Regions from separate parts of the Homo sapiens genome. Here region 1 is linked to region 2. A link is a contact called in ENCODE Hi-C or POLR2A ChIA-PET data. All regions are on one chromosome and are shown on one strand. Each heading gives the region's core, a stretch centred on a gene start or an enhancer-like site at or near the end of the contact. The rest is flanking DNA. Distances are from core to core; before and after follow the strand shown.

What was found. Hi-C counts contacts between places; a loop is a spot of excess contacts on that map. ChIA-PET counts read pairs that join two places held with the same protein, here RNA polymerase II (POLR2A). Pooled maps may share reads with other maps.
Region 1: a loop to region 2 is called in a map of thyroid gland, with 4 times the contacts of the local background. The contact joins the enhancer-like site here to the promoter of TAF13 in region 2. A Hi-C loop is called at or near these places in 1 of 168 maps with a recorded cell type or tissue (thyroid gland), 1 of 37 single-sample maps with no recorded cell type and 2 of 50 pooled maps. POLR2A ChIA-PET finds 5 or more read pairs at or near these places in 2 of 52 experiments (OCI-LY7 and activated naive CD4-positive, alpha-beta T cell).

Annotation. Positions count from the first base shown.
Region 1 is chr1:109,631,212-109,634,087 of GRCh38, forward strand. AMPD2 (adenosine monophosphate deaminase 2) reads left to right here. Exons shown (of 19, transcript NM_001368809.2): 19 at 1-840. Among named protein-coding and RNA genes, the nearest start is that of AMPD2, 13 kb to the left of the region's middle. Within about 2 kb of position 1,585, at least 8 of the 41 ENCODE cell types and tissues checked have a DNase peak (open chromatin) inside an H3K27ac peak, as active enhancers do.
Region 2 is chr1:109,074,728-109,077,633 of GRCh38, forward strand. TAF13 (TATA-box binding protein associated factor 13) reads right to left here and starts at 1,276. Exons shown (of 4, transcript NM_005645.4): 1 at 1,194-1,276; 2 at 260-338. The coding sequence starts at 1,220. RefSeq lists enhancers at 1-519, 1,124-1,183, 1,284-1,533.

The sequences.
Region 1 (2,876 bases), core at 335-2,834, 560 kb after region 2:
CCCGCCCATGCTGTGTGGTCTCTGCATGTCTCCATTCTTCTCTGTCTCTGTCTTGCATGTCTCCTACCATGTCACTGTCCCTGGGCCACCCAGTGAAAGCAAAGCCTGGGAATCTGCTCATTGTTGTTTGGGCTCAGGTATTGAGCCTGATGGCCCAGGTATTGAGGGCCTCCCCTGCTGGTGGCCCTGTCCTGGGATCCTCAGAAGCCTGACTGTCCTATGGGCTTCTCCAGTGTCCACAGGGGCTTGGGATGGTTGTGGGGGGCTGGCCCCTCTAGCCTTTCCGGTCCTTCCTGGGCAAATCTAAGCCTTGGCCAGGGCCGAAGTTTAGGCCCCTGTCTTGTTCATGTAGCCGAGGGGCAGGCGGGGGACCTCTACACCTCTGCTGTGGGCACGGGGCTGCTGAGGGTCTGTGGAACTCCAGCAGCTCTGCACTGGGTAGAGCTGGGCCTAGAGCTCAGTCACAGGCCTGGGCTTCCTGGCCTGAGTGGGTAGACGCAGGCGGCAGAGGTGCTGGACCACATCTCCGCCAAGTCACTGCCCAGCAGCCTTCTCCGTCCTGTCCCCAGCCCACGTGCTCCTTGGGTGTCAGCTTCCTGTGCCTCTGTGGGAGAGGGCAGCTGCCTTGTGTTATGTCTGGGGCCACAGTTGCTGCAAAGTCCTGGATCTGCCACTCAACCCCGGGAGTGGTGTTCCCAGTGTGGCTCCCAGAGCTTTGACCAGATTGTGATCCCAGCTGGCCCCTATGTTGTGTTCTGGACTGAGGCCTTTGCTGTGAACTGCAGTGTTTCATACGAACCATCTTTCCTAGTGCATGAGAAATAAAGATTATTTAAGTAATGAGGCAGGTGGGGTTTCTGTTGGGAGAGGGAACGCCGTGGTGGGAGGTGGCTGTGGATGGAGGCACCGTGCATTCTGAGGGGAGGGACTAGGCTTGGGTGATGTGTATGTTGTGCATGTGGAAACTGACAAAAGAAGCTGTGGGAGAGAGGAGATGCCCATCCAACCCTCATCCAGCCTGTTCCCTGTGAGGGGAACACCTAGCCCCGGGTCTGTGACACATCCCTGTCACACCAGCTTGGGGGCTGGTGTCTGTTTCCCACCTTGTACTTCCTCCCCTCTTCCAGCCTCTGAGGGGATGGCCTGGTAGATGGGAAATATGCACCTACAGACAAACCTGAGACCAGGGTCTTCTGGGGGGGTCTTGTTTAGATGGCCCTCTCCAGGCCATACTCTCAGAGATTCTGATTCAATAGGCAGAAGGTGTGGCACAGACATCTGCAAACTCTCGGGCAGATTCTATTGCAAGAGGTTGGAACAAGCCTGTGCATTCCGATTCCAGCCCCCCGCCCCCGCCCCAATCCCATCTCAGCCTCTGTCCCATGTTTAATACACAATTTCTGGAGCACCTCCCTGGCACAGAGGTTGCTGAAGTCTGTTCCCCAGGTAAAGAAGGAAAGTGGAATGTGCCCTGGGCTGTGCAGGGTCCTGGGTGGGCAGAGAGAAGCCTGTCGCTGCCCCTGCTGCTGGCTGGGGAGGCCTGTCCTCCCCTGGCTGGCTGCCTCAGAAGCAATTAGCCCTGGAACAGCATGAGCCTGTTTAATTGAGGGCCTGCCCAGAGCCAGAGCAGCTGGAGCAGGAGGGGGAGGCTGGGAGGCTGCTGGCTTCCTCCTCCTTTCTTGTCAGCTGCTCTCCCCCACCCCAGCCTCTTTCAGCAAGCAGGTCTGCACCTGGCCCTGGGTCTCCCAGTGGGTGCCCCGGGAAGAAGCTCTCCTCATCCCTCTCCACTTCCCATTGGCCAAGCCCTCTCCTGGTCAAGACCCAAGGCCCTTCAGTTCAGAAGACACCCCTTGCCAATTCATCCTGGCCACTTACATGTCACAGAATTGAACGTTGGAGCCCGATGAGGGTGGGAGGTGGTGAGTCCAGGGCTCCTTCACCCATGCTGGGCCTCGGCTGCCCAAGGATCCCCCTTAGAAGGGTGAGGGGAACTCACTTTTCAAGTAGGTGAATAATTTAATAACACAAGTGAGCTGTGTCTTGTCTTTGTTTTAACAAGGAAGCAGGATTAAAAGATTTTTCTAGAAGGTCTTTTGGAGGCAAGAACTGCCTGTCCTGTCTGCCAGCACTTAGGACTCCATATTTACTTGTTGAATTTGTCATTTAATAGAATCCTTCAGTTCACTTTCTTGTCTCCTGTTTTTCTTAGTGTGTGTTGAGGCTTAGCTCTAAGAATATTACTAATTTAAAGTTCCTTAGCAGCCTCTTCACGGTTTATTTTTGAAACGAGGTCTTGCTCTATTGTCCAGGCTGCAGTGACCTCCTGGGCTCAAGTGATCCTCCCACCCCAGCCTCATGAGTAGCTGGGACTACAGGCACGTGCCACCTGTAGACGGGGTTTCACCATGCTGTGCAGGCTGATCCTGAACTCCTGGGTTCAAAGTGCTGGGATTACAGGCGTGAGCCACCGCACCCAACCCACAATTTATTTTTTAAACAACTTGCCTCTGGTTTCTTAGTTTCTCAGAAATTTCTCTTTCAAATATTTATCAAGAGAAAATAATCTTAAAAGGCCTTAATACTTCTTCCTATTTGAAAAGAAAATCATTTTCATTAAAAAAAATTTGGAAAATATAGAAAAATAGGAAGAAATAAAAGCCCACTCATAATCTACCAGTTTCACCAAATATTTGCTGCATGCCTGAGATATATGTAGATATTTTAATGCATATCTGTGCATATTTCTGTATTCTTTTCAGTTCTTTTTAAAATGCTATTTTTAAGTTGAGATCACAAGAATGATTTAGGCTTTTTAAAATTTTTTATTATTATTATTATTTTTGAGATGGAGTCTCACTCTGTCGCCCAGGCTGGAG
Region 2 (2,906 bases), core at 26-2,525:
AGAGATTGCGCCACTGCACTCCAGCCTGGGCGACAGAGCGAGACTCCGTCTCAAAAAAAAAAAAAAAGCAATTTATACACACACACACAATTGGGGTTAGGATTGGTACTATCTGATTCAAAAGTTAAACAGAATTTGATAGGCTAGTCTGAGAATATTATCCCTACAGGGAAACATTCAAAGCAATAAAGCTACTTTGAAAGGACATGTCCAAAAGTTTTCATCATCTATAACAAAATCATTGTCAAATACTACTTACATTCTTTAGAAAAAAGTCTCTTTCTTTTACCCTGTCCACCTTCTGCACCTCCTCCAATTTCTTCATTTTCTTCCTCAAACTAGAAGTTAAAATGTATATATAGAAATGTCAAATAATTGCCTTGCATTTGATATTTTAATAATGACATTTTTTTTTCCTTTTCAACAGATAGGCCAGAAAGCCAAAGGAAGCAGCAAAAAAAAAAACCACGAAACCTTAGCATTGAAGGAGCCTATGTATCTAGTCCAACTTCCAACTCATGCAAAAATGGCTTCTACAATGTTCCTAACTAATAATCCTACTGCTTCTACTTGTAAGAGTTCCAATGACCATAAGTTTTATTTTTAAACAACTAAGGTGGCCTATTACTACTGTTACTGTTAAACAGTTGATACTGAATCAAAGTCTACCTTTGTAGACTTTGTAGTAAGCAAAACTAATATTTCCTATGCATTTGCTTATACAGTGCTAAAAACGTTCCTTAAGTAAGCCCGTAACCCTATTTTATAAAAAGAAAACTGATGTTCAAAGTTAAATAACTTGCTCAGAGAGAATGGAAATTTTGAAATCCAGGCTGTCTGACTTTCAATGCATTCTTTTCCCATTACTTCACAGTAAGTACAGTTTTGTTAACAATTGAACTGTTGGCTCATAGTGCGCGCTAATAGATGTTAGTTTTGATCTCTGATGATTCTGTACGTGTTTCAGTGTCTGGCAAATACAGACCAAAATCAAGGGGAAAGGGGTCACAAAACCTACTCTTCCTTCATGTCCTTCCCCACTTTCTAAAATGATCAATCCTTAGGGCGTGAAGTCCCCGAACTCTGTCCGCTGAATTCACTAAGGCAAGCAGACCCGATCCTGAACTCTGCCTCCGCTACTGAGCCCGAAGGAGTGAAGAAAAGACAGGTTTTGGACAGAGACGGTCACTCACCGTGGGGTCTTCTTCCTCATCTGCCATCCCACTAGCACGCCAACTCACAGCGTCCTGCCGGCTGGCTCCCAGCTGGTTACACTACTTCCGCCGCCTCACTTCCGGTGACGCGCGGGGCCGTAGCTGGGCCTAGCCCTCTGCGGCCTGCGGGAGGACGGTGGTGCTTTCCGGCCTAGCGGCGGAAATGCGACAGTCTCTAAGGGAGGAGGCCGGAGCGCCTCCCTGTAATCCCGAAGGAATTGAAAACTAACAAAGAAAAGGAAATCACGGGCTAGGTCGCGAGTATCTCGTTGTCACCCTGAATTTGCTACTGCGTATTGAATCACAGCTTCTTGTTTGGGGACTGCGAAGCTATGGATCATAGGAGGGCAAGCCAGCAGTCCTTTATCAGACAAATATGCTTTTAAATCATTTTAAAGATTTGTAGTTCCACTGTTTCTAAGCACTGTGTTAATTATTGGGGATACTGTGCTTCATCACAAATTTCCAAGAGATGGTGTCCCGAGACTAAGCATTTAAAATTTTGTGAAGGTTTTTTGATTTTTTTTTTTTTTTTTTTTGAGACGAAGTCTCACTCTGTCGCCCAGGCTGAAGTGTGCAGTGGCGCGATCCCGGCCCACTGCAACCTCTGCCTCCCGGGCTCAAGTGATTCTCCTTCCTCAGCCTCCCGAGTAGCTGGGATTACAGGCGTGCGCCACCATGCCCGGCCTTATTTTTGTTTTTTTGAGACACAACCTCACTGTCCCCCGGGATGGAGTGAAGTGGCGCAATCAGGGTTCACTGCAGCCTAGACCTGCTGGGCTCAAGCCATCCTCCCACCTCAGCCTCCAAGTAGCTGGGATTACAGGCGCACACCACCAATGCCCAGCTAATTTTTGTATTTTTAGTAGAGATGGGGTTTCCCCACATTGCCCAGGCTGGTCTGGAACTCATGGCCTCAAGCGATCTGCCCCGCTCTGCCTCCCAAAGTGCTGGGATTACAAGTGTGAGCCACCGTGTCCACCGGGGAAGGCTTTTGGTCAGAACAATGGCTGGCAAAACCACAGGCATCGGAAGGCCAGAGCTAGGGATATAATATAAATGTCCCTACAGTGTAACAGATGATGCTACATAAAGAAAATCCCGTAATACACACGATTTCTGAATGTCCTGCTGAACATTCGGTGAGTGAAAACTAATTATCTGAGAGTTGAACCTATCTTTGTTAATAAACACAAAGCGGCCGGGCGCAGTGGCTCACGCCTGTAATCCCAGCACTTTGGGAGGCCGAGGTGGGCGGATCACAAAGTCAGGAGATCAAGACCATCCTGGCCAACATGATGAAACCCCGTCTCTATTAAAAGTACAAAAATTAGCTGGGCGTAGTGGCGCACGCCTGTAATCCCAGCTACTCGGGAGGCTGAGGCAGGAGAATCGCTTGAACCCGGGAGGCAGAGGTTGCAGTGAGCCGGGATTGTGCCACTGCACTCCAGCCTGGTGACAGAGCGGGACTCCACCTCAAAAAATAAAAATTAAAAAAATAAACACAAAGCATTTTCCCACACTTTTAATGTACGTTGAAGTTTCTAGGAATGTTATTACCCCAAAATTGAATAGTAATTGTATTTTGTTTGGTCTGGAATTCATTAAGAGCTGTGTACCATTTCAAGAAATAACGTCACCAAAAGCAACATCACTTGTAATAATTTGAATAGTGAATAATGAAAAAATAAC